2 separate regions of the Homo sapiens genome follow, and region 1 is linked to region 2. A link is an interaction called in ENCODE POLR2A ChIA-PET data of the cell type or tissue named here. Cell type or tissue: PC-3. All regions are shown on one strand. Each heading gives the region's core, and the rest is flanking DNA. Links, peaks and the distances in the headings are about the cores only. Region 1 holds the start of CHST4 (carbohydrate sulfotransferase 4). Region 2 overlaps LOC105371334 (a long non-coding RNA gene).

What was found. Peaks named below come from ENCODE experiments on the same cell type or tissue, not always from the same donor. Only the 100,000 strongest peaks of a DNase experiment are listed, where the experiment ranks them.
Region 1: POLR2A ChIA-PET joins it to region 2 with 20 read pairs; 5 of 35 experiments call an interaction of 5 or more read pairs at or near these places.

What each region holds. Positions count from the first base shown.
Region 1 is chr16:71,526,268-71,531,641 of GRCh38, forward strand. It overlaps CHST4 (carbohydrate sulfotransferase 4), which reads left to right and starts at 159. Exons shown (of 2, transcript NM_001166395.2): 1 at 159-228. RefSeq lists an enhancer at 1-402. In PC-3, for the core only: no CTCF peak of the experiment used is centred there; no DNase peak of the experiment used is centred there; H3K27me3 peaks cover 1,057 bases.
Region 2 is chr16:71,605,810-71,611,183 of GRCh38, forward strand. All of the region lies in intron 2 of LOC105371334 (a long non-coding RNA gene), which reads right to left. Among named protein-coding and RNA genes, the nearest start is that of MARVELD3, 18 kb to the right of the region's middle. RefSeq lists a silencer at 2,165-2,214. In PC-3, for the core only: a CTCF peak has its summit at 2,387; a DNase peak (open chromatin) is centred at 2,712; H3K27ac peaks cover 595 bases.

The DNA.
Region 1 (5,374 bases), core at 56-5,055, 80 kb before region 2:
CACAGCTTCCTGGGAGCGAGTGCTTTCTCAAGCCCGTCTTGCAAGGTGGGTCCTTTTTTGTTTTTGGCAGAAGGGAGGGACAGTGAAATGTGCTCTGAGTAGGGACGGTTATGCAAAAGCAAGTAGGAGGAGGAAGCCAAGAGGGGAGTTGGTGAGTCAGAGGAGAAAAGCGCATGGCCCGGCTAGCAGTGAGCCTCTCAAAAGCAGCAGGGAAGCCCAAGCCACAAGGTAAGAAGAGAATTTCTGTGTACGACTCCAATGCAGAGCCATTACCCAGAGCTGCTGGAGCAAGAGTATCAGATAACCTCTGGCAGCTAAGCTAGAGATTACAGTGGCGAAGGCGGTTTGCGCAGAGGGGATAAATCAGATCACCTGGGGAATTTTCTGGGTAAAATAAAACACAAGCTGCTTACCAGCAGCCCCCAAGCCCCACTAGCTCTATCCCTAAATGGGTCCAAAAGAGCCCAGAGAGCAGATCAGGCTGTTCTGATGTATATTTTGTAGATGGTCCCCTGGTGCCAACTGACTCGTTCAGATCCTGGCTTTGGAGCTCAAATTTCTGTACTTCCTGCAGCTTCTCCTCTGTTTTCTGCTGGGGAGTGGAAGACAGGAGGTGCAAGGAGCTGTAGGTTTTCTCTAGCTCAGGAGAGGGACAGTGTGATCATTGAAAATTCTCAGCCCTGGGATCCCCAAAACCTGGGTTCTGATCCAGAAAAGGCTATTTATACCGGATGAGCCAGTCAATTAAAGTTTAGTTTATTTATTCTGAAAAATGAAGAAATGTCTCATCACTGTCTAAAATATCTAACCGATCAGTATCATAATTGCAGCTAAAAGGGCTTTAAAAATGTGGAACACCACGCACATGTGCAATATGATTAAGTTATGGTGCCAACATATCAGCTATGGTAGAAGATACGTCTATCTTGCATGGCCTTGGACAAGTATGAAACTTCTAATTGGAATTGAAATACTTTTCTATGTGTAAAATAAATGTAATATTGTCGATGAAAAGAGTCAGACTCTGTGACATATTTGAAGAGATTTATTCTGAGCCAAATATGAGTGACCATGGCCGGTGACACAGCCCTCAGGAGGTCCTGAGAACATGTGTCTAAGGTGGTCGGGGTGCAGCTTGGTTTTATACACTTTAGGGAGACATGAGACTTCAATCAAATACATTTAAGAAATACATCTAGCCAGGCGCGATGGCTCGCGCCTGTAATCCCAGCACTTTGGGAAGCTGAGGCAGGTGGATCACCTGAGGCCAGGAGTTCAAGACCAGCCCGGCCAACATGGCGAAACCCTGTCTGTACTAAAAATACCAAAAAAATTAGCTGGGCATGGTGGCAGGCACCTGTAATCCCAGCTACTCAGGAGGCTGAGGCAGGAGAATCGCTTGAAACCGGGAGGCTGCAGTGAGCCGAGATCCTGCCATTGCACTCTAGCCTGGGCAACAAGAGCAAAACTCCATCTCAAAAAAGAAAAAAGAAAAGAAAAAAGTACGGGTCTGTCGCCCAGGCTGGAGTGCAGTGGTGCGATCTCGGCTCACTGCAACTGAGAGGAAGCCTTCAGATAGCAGGCTTCAGAGAGAATAGGTTGTAAAATGTTTCTTATCAGACTTAAGGTCTGTGTTGGTGTTAATGCTGGAGAGGTATGATGAGGCATGTTAGATCCCCACTTCTTGTCATGGCCTGAAACAGTCTCTCAGGTTAAATTTTAAAAAGACCCCTGGCTGGGCACAGTGGCTCATGGGTGTAATCACAGCACTATTAGGAGACTGAGGTCACTTGAGGTCAGGAGTTCGAGACCTGCCTGGCCAACATGGCAAAACCATGTCTGTACTAAAAATACAAAAAATTAGCCAGGTCACTCGGGAGGCTGAGGCAGGAGAAGCGCTTGAACCTGAGGAGTCGAGGTTGCAGTGAGCTGAGATCGTGCCACTGCACTCCAGCCTGGACAACAGAGCAAGACTTCATTTCAAAAAAAAAAAAAAAAAAAAGAGTCCTGGCTGAGGAGGAAGTCCTTTCAGATGGTTGGGGGGCCTTAGAATTTTATTTTTGGTTTATAATATCTTGCTCAATCTTCCTTTCTGGGTCTCATATAGTAAAAAAAAAAACACTGTACAAATATATGTTCACTTGTCATTTGTTGAAAGATGTTCCTTGAGCACCTACTATGTGCCATGCACTGTCCTTGGCACTAGTGACACAGCCCTGGCGGGACCCAGGTCCAATCCTCCTGACACTGTCTAGGAAGAGTTTGTTATATGGACACCCTTTACCCAGGTGCCTAGCTTCAGAGGTTTTCCAGGTCTTCAGGCTGCTTGTGAGGATGCCAGTTTCCCCAATCCAACCCCATTCTCTCTCTCTTTGCTCAAGGTATCTTCTGCTGTATCTAATTTCTACTTGTAAGGGGCATAATCTCATGGGAAGTGTAAGTTAGGAATGCATCCAGTGGCTGGAACCCAGACTTCTTAAATTAGTATCTATCTGGTTTTTTTCCCCCTCAGAATTTCCCATTTTGTCTCTACGAGGCTACATGGTACCGATTTGGGGGACATCTATAATTCAGCCCACTCTAATCAGCTGCTGCTTGAGGTCACCCATCTGGCACCTTCGTGGTTCCTGTGCCAAACATAGATTCTCCCTTCTCACCACCCTTTGGTGGCGTTTTCAAGTTCCTAAGGTTCTCTTGACTCCTCAGAAATGGCTGTCCTTTGTGTTTTAAGATGATACCGTTCACCCATCGTTGGGGCAACATTTTTTTAAATTAATTTTTTGGGGTGGTGATGATGGAATGTGCTGAGTTTGGGTTTTTTGTTTTGTTTTTGTTTTTTGTTTTTTTTTTTTTGCTTTTGCTTTGTTAGCCTAGTAACTGAGCTGATTCAAGCAAGGTAGCCTATCACCCAGCAATGAGGCTTTTATTTTTTAAATGTTTTCTAAAACTAATTTTCATACAGGAAGAGAAAAATAATTTCCCTCCTGGTTTTAATTAATGCATGCTTGGTATAGTAACTGTTTTTTGGACCAAGGGTTACTGTGCCATACTGCATCTAACCCATGCCTCTGACTTTATTAGTAGCTTGGTCCAAGTAACTGAGACGGCATGGGTAATGTGCTCACTGTTCCATGCAATCACCTAAATTTTAGTCACTGATGCTGAAGAGTGTCCGTGTGCATTTCAGAAAAGGATACTTATGTTTCATTCTCTTGAAGGAGCTCCTTTAGTTTTCTGCTTTCTAGCAATTACTGTGCCTCTTCCCATGCTCATCTATTTTTTTTTTTTTTTTTTTTTTTTTTTTTTTGAGACCAAGTTTCGCTCTGTTGACCAGGCTGGAGTGCAGCGGTGTGATCTTGATCAGGAGATCAAGCCCACACTCATCTATTTACTCACTTACTCATTTATTTAGCAAGTGTTTAATGAGCCGAGCCCTGATCATTTGTAGAATTGTTATGTACGTGTAAGTAAGATAAGATACAGCCTTTCCCTTAAGCTATAGTGGCCCAGAGAAAAGAGAGGCACCCATACAGGCTTTTACTGTCAAAAGGGATGGCTGCTAACAGAAGGTCTGGGAAACAAATTAATCTCAAGAGGGGGCTGGGCGCGGTGCTTCACACCTGTGATCCCAGCACTTTGGCAGGCCGAGGCGGGAGAATCACCTGAGGTCAGGGGTTCGAGACCAGCCTGACCAACATGGCGAATCCCCATTTCCACTAGAAATACAAAAATTAGCTGGGCGTGGCTGTAATCCCAGCTCCTGGGGAGGCTGAGGCAGGAGAATCGCTTGAATCTAGGAGGCAGAGGTTGCGGTGAGCTGAGATCATGCCACTGCACTCCAGCCTGGGCGACAGAGCAAGACTCTGTCTAAAAAATAAAATTAAAAAAAAAAAGTCTCAGGAGAAAGAGACAGAACTTCTTTCAGGGAGAAGGCAGGCTCTCCCTTTCAGGGAGAAGGCAGGTTAGATTCTTGAAGGAATAGTAGCTGTCCTGCAAAAATCTCAGGGCTTTTAAATAACAGGGCAAGTTTGGAAGAACTGAAAGTCGGGAGCCTAAGGCACTAAAACAGAAGGGAGTGACAGGAAATCAAGACCAGGCCATGAAGGACCCCAGGTGCGAGGTGTGGGGATGTTTATTTAATCCCATATACACTGGAAATTTATTGAAGGATTTTTAAGCAGGAAGTTGATAGACTTATGCTTTAAAAAGATATTTTGGCCAGGTGCGGTGGCTCACACCTGTAATCCCAGCACTTTGGGAGGCCAAGGCTGGAAGGTGGCTTGAGGTCAGGAGTTTGACACCAGCCTGGGCAATATAGTGAGGGCCAGTCTCTAGTAAAAAATGAAAAAATTATCTGGGTGTGATTGGACACACCTGTGATCCCAGCTACTGGGGAGGCTGAGACAGGAGGATCGAAAATCACTTGAGCCCAGGAGTTCAAGGCTGCAGTGAGCTATGATCATGCCACTGTACTCCACCCTGGGCAACAGAGTGAGACCCCCGACTCTAAAAAAGGAAAAAAAAGATTTTGGGCCAGGCGTGGTGGCTCACACCTGTAATCCCAGCACTTTGGGAGGCCGAGGCAGGTGGATCACTTGAGGTTAGGAGTTTGAGACCAGCCTGGCCAACATGGCGAAACCCTGTCTCTACTAAAAACACAAAAATTAGCTGGGCACGGTGGTGGGCACCTGTAATCCCAGCCACCTGGGAGGCTGAGGCACAGGAATCACTTGAACCCAGGAGGCAGAAGTTGCAGTGAGCTGAGATCACTGACAGAGTGAGACTCTGTCCCAAAAGAATAAATAGTAATTTAAAAAAAATGAAAAAGGTAGTTTTTGGCAGCAGTGGGTCATGGGGAGATGCTGAGAGACAGAAGAGAAAGGTCGATGTCAAAGGCCACCCTAGACACAAACAGCTGGGAATTCTGGCAATGGGAGAGTGGGATTCGAGGACACTATTGAAGAGTCTCCTTCCATGAAGCGCCCTGGTGACTCGCATCACCTCGCTTCTGCCAGGGCCCAGGAGCATCTGCCTCTGCTGCTCATTACAGTCTTCAGAAATGAGTTTTGCCCAAGACACATCCTAAAGTATCCCCTGGCTCTCTGGTCAGCCCATTGTGTGTCGTCTAGATCCAGATGTGTCTTGGGGCTCAGTGACAAGGGATGGGACTTGCTTCACAAAAGCTACGCTTTCTACCCAGGGCAAGTGCTCACAGAAAGAAAAAGAAGTCAGAGGATTTCCATGGGAGTTCCTGAGAACCGTGGACAACTAACACCTGGGAACAACTGGGGGCAGTTAGGAGGCCCAGCTCCAGCTTGGGGAGGAAACGGGCTTCAGGCCAGCAGCAGTTGGCAGGCAAGGAGGGTCCAGAGTC
Region 2 (5,374 bases), core at 164-5,163:
GCAACATAGTGCAACATCAACTTCATCTCAAAAAAAAAAAAAAAAAAAGGGCCGGGTGCAGTGGCTCACGCCTGTAATCCCAGCACTTTGGGAGGCCAAGGTGGGTGGATCACCTGAGGTCAGGAGTTCAAGACCAGCCTGGCCAACATGGCGAAAACCCATCTCTATTAAAAATACAAAAATTAGCTGGGCATGGTGGCAGGCGCCTGTAATCCCAGCTACCGGGTAGGCTAAGGCAGGAGAATCGCTTGAACCTGGGAGGCAGAGGTTGCAGTGAGCCAAGATCGTGCCATTGCACTCCAGCCTGGGCGACAAAAGCAAAACTCTGTCTCAAAAAAAAAAAAAAGCTATAATTCCCATTTGGGATACCAGTCTCCAAGACAGTCCCAATGACCCTTGCCTTCTGTAATTTAGACCTTGCTGTGTTCCTCCCACATTCCAGGGCTGGCTTGTGTGACCAATAGAATACTGTGGAACTAATAGCATGTGGCTTCCAAGGTAAAACTCAAAAAAGGCATTGCAGGCTGGACACGGTGGCTCACACCCATAATCCCAGAACTTGGGGAGGCCGAGGCGGGTGGATCACTTGAGGCCAGGAGTTCGAGACCAGCCTGGCCAATATGGCAAAAGCCTGTCTCTACTAATTATACAAAAATTAGCCAGACATGGTGGTGCACACCTGTAATCCCAAGTACTCGGGAGGCTAAGGCAGGAGAATCACTTGAACCTGGGAGGCAGAGGTTGCAATGAGCCAAGATTGCGCCACTGCACTCCAGCCTGGGAGACAGAGCAAAAACTCCATCTCAAAAAAAATATCGTTTTTTTTTTAAAGGCATTAAGTTTCCATCTTGGTCTCTTGGCTCTCTTGCTCTGGGAAAAGGCAGCTGCCATATTATGCTGACACCACAGCAGCCCTGTGGAGAGGCTCACCTTGGGCAAGCCAGCTTTGGAGGAGATCCTCAAGCCCTGTGAAGACTCAGGTGTCTCCATCTTGGATGCTAATCCACCATGCTGACTTCTGATTAACCCCAGTCCCCAGGAGTGCCTCCTGATTCCAACGTTGTTTACTGCCCTTTATGTAAGAATATGTACTCACTATAAATCCTCCCTTTAAGCCAAAGCAACCTTGAAGTTATCGTGCAAATTATAGGCTGTGACACACATAGCATTCTTGCCTGTTCTGGAGGGCTGCCTTTAATTCCTTTAATTGCGTCTATACGGCAGGCATGTACACCCCTTCCCTCTGGCGTATAAACCCTCTGGGAAGTAACGGTACAGTGATCTACCTATGTTGCTGCCGTCCAAGACCACACTTCCACCTGTAAATTCCCCAATAATTCATCCTCTACTGACAAACTGGATTCACCTGCCTTGTTCTTTAGTTTCTCCGCTCCTTCTGTGTTTGGGGGTTACTTTGCATACACAGCCCTTCCACAGAATAAGCCCCATTAAAGCCTAAATGACTGCAGTCCCTGACAACCTCTTGGCTGTAATGTCGAGGGAGACTCACAAACCCACAGTCAAGCCGCTCTTGAATTTCTGATCCGCAGTGTGGTAGAGAATATTTTCAGCATTTGTAGTTCATTATTGAATCATCAGTAACTCACTGTTCTCATTTAATGCTATTGATCACCTGCTCCTTCTTGCTAAGGTAATCACCCTTAATATCTTTCACGTTCACTTTTTCTCCCTCCCTAGGCCTCAGCTGGGACCTGCTCTCCCTCCAGAATATTTTGGAATGTTATTTATTTTTTATTTTTCTTTTTTGAGATAGAGTCTCACTCTGTCGCCCAGACTGGAGTGCAGTGGTGCAATCATGACTCACTGCAGCCTCGACATCCTGGGCTCAAATGATCATCCCACCTCAGCCTCCCAAGTAGCTGAGACTACAGACACACACCACCACACCCGGCTAAAAAATTTTTTTTAACAGATAGGGGTCTGCCTATGTAGCCCAGACTGGTCTCCAGCAATCATTCTGCTCTGTCCTCCCGAAGTGTTGCGGTTACAGGCATGAGCCGCCACGCTTAGCCTGAAATGCTTTTTGGTTTTTTTGTTTTGAGACGGAGTCTTGCTGTGTCGCCCAGGCTGGAGTGCAATGGCGCCATCTAGGCTCACTGCAACCTCTGCCTCCCAGATTCAAGCGATTCTCCTGCCTCAGCCTCCTGAGTAGCTGGGACTACAGGTGCGTGCCAACACGCCCGGCTAATTTTCATATTTTTAGTAGAGACGGGGTTTCACCATGTTGGCCAGGCTGGTCTCAAACCCCTGACCTTGTGGTCCGCCCGCGTTGGCCTCCCAAAGTGCTGGAATTATAGGCATGAGCCACCGTGCCTGGCCTGGAATGTTATTTTTATAACAAATTTGACTGAGGTACTTCTCTGATTAAAAGCCATCTCTGGTGGCTCCATACAGCCTGTACTCTCAAACCTAACCCCAACATGAACACATGTATTTATAAATTATATCTATGAACTGCTGTATTAACATACCATTTACATTATAAATCAGATACAGAAAAAGAGATTCCCAAAAAGACAATATTTCCAGATTAAATAGAGGTCTAGGATTTTTTCCCTTCACCACATTGAGAGGTTGTGTGCACCTGCTTGGAGACCACAGACCCAGAGAGAATACACGATCAGTGACTCATTGCCTGAGAACAATGAGTCACTGATGGTCAAATAAATATTCAATGAACTACAGATGCTCAAAATACTCGGTGAATGTCAGGTTCTCAATGAATGTCAGCTGCTACTGGTAGCTGTAAAATTTTTATTACAGAGAAGCTGAGTAAGTTCAAGATTGAAACGTGTCATTTGTGTTTGGAAGATGTCAATGATCTTAGACAGATCATTTTCAGGTTGCCAGGAAGGAGTCAGACTGTGTCTTGGGTGAGAAGAGTAGGAGAAATGACTAACTGCATATGCCTGGCTTTGCAGGCTTCTTATAATCTGACCCCTGCCTCCCTCTTCTGCCTTTTTTCCCTTTACTTCTTCCCTTGTGGTTCAAACGTAAGGATTACAGGGCCGGGAGTGGTGGCTCATGCCTGTAATCCCAGTTCTTTGGGAGGCTGAGGCAGGTGGATCACTTGAGGTCAGGAGTTCGAGACCAGCCTGGCCAACATGGTGAAACCCCATCTCTACTAAAAATACAAAAATTAGCTGGGTGTGGTGACACATGCCTGTAATCTCAGCTACTCAGGGGGCTGAGGCAGGAGAATTGCTTGAACCCGGGAGGCAGAGGTTGCAGTGAGCTGAGATCCTGCCACTGCACTCCAGCCTGGACCATGGAGCAAGACTCCATCTCAAAAAAAAAAAAAAAAAAAGGAAGGATTACAGTCCTACTCATTCCTAAAAACTCTCCTTAAGCACTCTCTCTCCTGGAAGTCACTAAAGGAAACGAAAAACTTTTGCCCCAAAATATACTTCTTTGACACATTTCAAGCTGGCTATTCAGAAGAACTGGAAATACAAGAATAGCTGAAAAGCCGTCTTTTGTGGGAGAGATTTTTATCTATAGAGAAAATCTGCCTTGATGCAGCCAGGCTTTCTCTGAAGCCCTCCTTTGTCCAAATCTAGGGAAGGTTAAGTAAGTGTCTAATACCTTTAAAGGTTTGAAAGGGGTTAGCTGTGTGGGAGGCCAAGGCTGGCAGATCACTTGAGCCCATGAGTTCGAGACCACCCTGGGCAACATAGTGAGACCCCCCCCCCGCCATCTCTACAAAAAATAAAAATAAAAAATAAAGGTTTGAAAGAAACATTCATATCTATTCTCTCTGAGAGTGGTTACCTGTGAAACTTTAGCTACATAACAAGACTACCTTCGCTAGCCAGGCCTGCTCCTTTCCCTCTCCCATAGTCTGTTGTGCCAGAGTCCAACCCCTATTCTTCCTGTAACCTCAAGATGGTATAAAAGCATCCAACCCAGCCTGGGCGCGCCAACCCAGCCCGGGCGCAGTGGCTCACGCCTGTAATCCCAGCACTTTGGGAGGCCAAGGCGAGTGGATCATTTGAGGTCAGGAGTTTGAGATCAGCCTGGCCAACATCGTGAAACCTCTTCTCTACTAAAAATACAAAAATTAGTCAGGTTTGGTGGCACACACCTGTAATCCCAGCTACTTGGAGGCTGAGGCAGGAGAATTGCTTGAACCTGGGAGGCGAAGGTTGCAGTGAGCCAAGATCACACTATTGTACTCCAGGCTGGGCGGCAGCGAGACTCTGTCTCCAAAAAAAAAAAAAAAAAGGCATACAACCCTCTTCCCTTTCTTTGAGATCTTATATTTTGTAAGACTCTCCGACACATTAATAAATTTCTATTTCTCCTATTAATCTGCCTTTTGTCAGTTAATTTTCAGCAACCCTTCAGAGGGCGAAGGGAATGCTCTCCCTTCACTCCTTCGTTGCTTTTGGTTCCTTTTTTTTTTTTTTTTTGAGAGTCTTGCTCTGTTGCCCAGGCTGGAGTGCAGTGGGGTGATCTCTGCCCACTGCAACCTCCACCTCCTGGATTCAAGTGATTCTCCTACCTCAGCCTCCCGAGTAGCTGGGACCACAGGCGCACACCACCACACCCAGCTAATTTTTGTATTTTTAATAGAGACAAGGTTTCTCCATGTTGGCCAGGCTGGTCTCGAACTCCTGACCTCAGATGATCTGCCTGCCTCAGCCTCCCAAAGACTTTTGGTTACTTCTGCCTCCATACCCTGCCCACATCTCATGCTCATCTTTTTCTTCCCAGTGTCACAAAGAATTTACTTAGCTGCCTCTCTCATGAGGCTGTGAGCTCTCAGCCAGCACGGCTATCTTATTTCTCTTCCTTGCATCACAGTGGCATCCACAGTGCCTGATAAGCGGTAGCAATGCAATAACAATAGCTAATACAGGCCAGGCGCGGGGGCTCACACCTGTCATCCCAGGACTTTGGAGGCTGAGGCAGGAGGATGGCTTGAACCCAGGAGTTCAAGACCAGCCTGGGCAATATAGTAAGACCCCTGTCTCTAAAAAAAATTTTAAATAAAATAAAAGAATAGCTAATACATGTGTAGTTTAAATATATGTTAGGCACTGCTCCAGTGTGTTATGCATATTACTTATTTAAGCCTATGAAGTAGGTACAATTATCCCCATTTTGCAAGCGAGAGGGTTGCATTTTGGGCAGAGGGAGGGTGAGTGATTTCCCAAGCTCAGTCTCACCTGTGTATTAGGCGAAGTTCAGGAAATAGTGAACCTATTTAGTGAACCTAAATAGTGAACTCCAGGCGTTGTTTCACAGCTGGATGAGAGAACTCTGGTCACCCAGGCTGAGTCGGGGGAGGGGATTCTCGAAACTGAGGAAGACGGCATCCTATGGGCTCCCGCGCCTCCCAGCCTGAGCC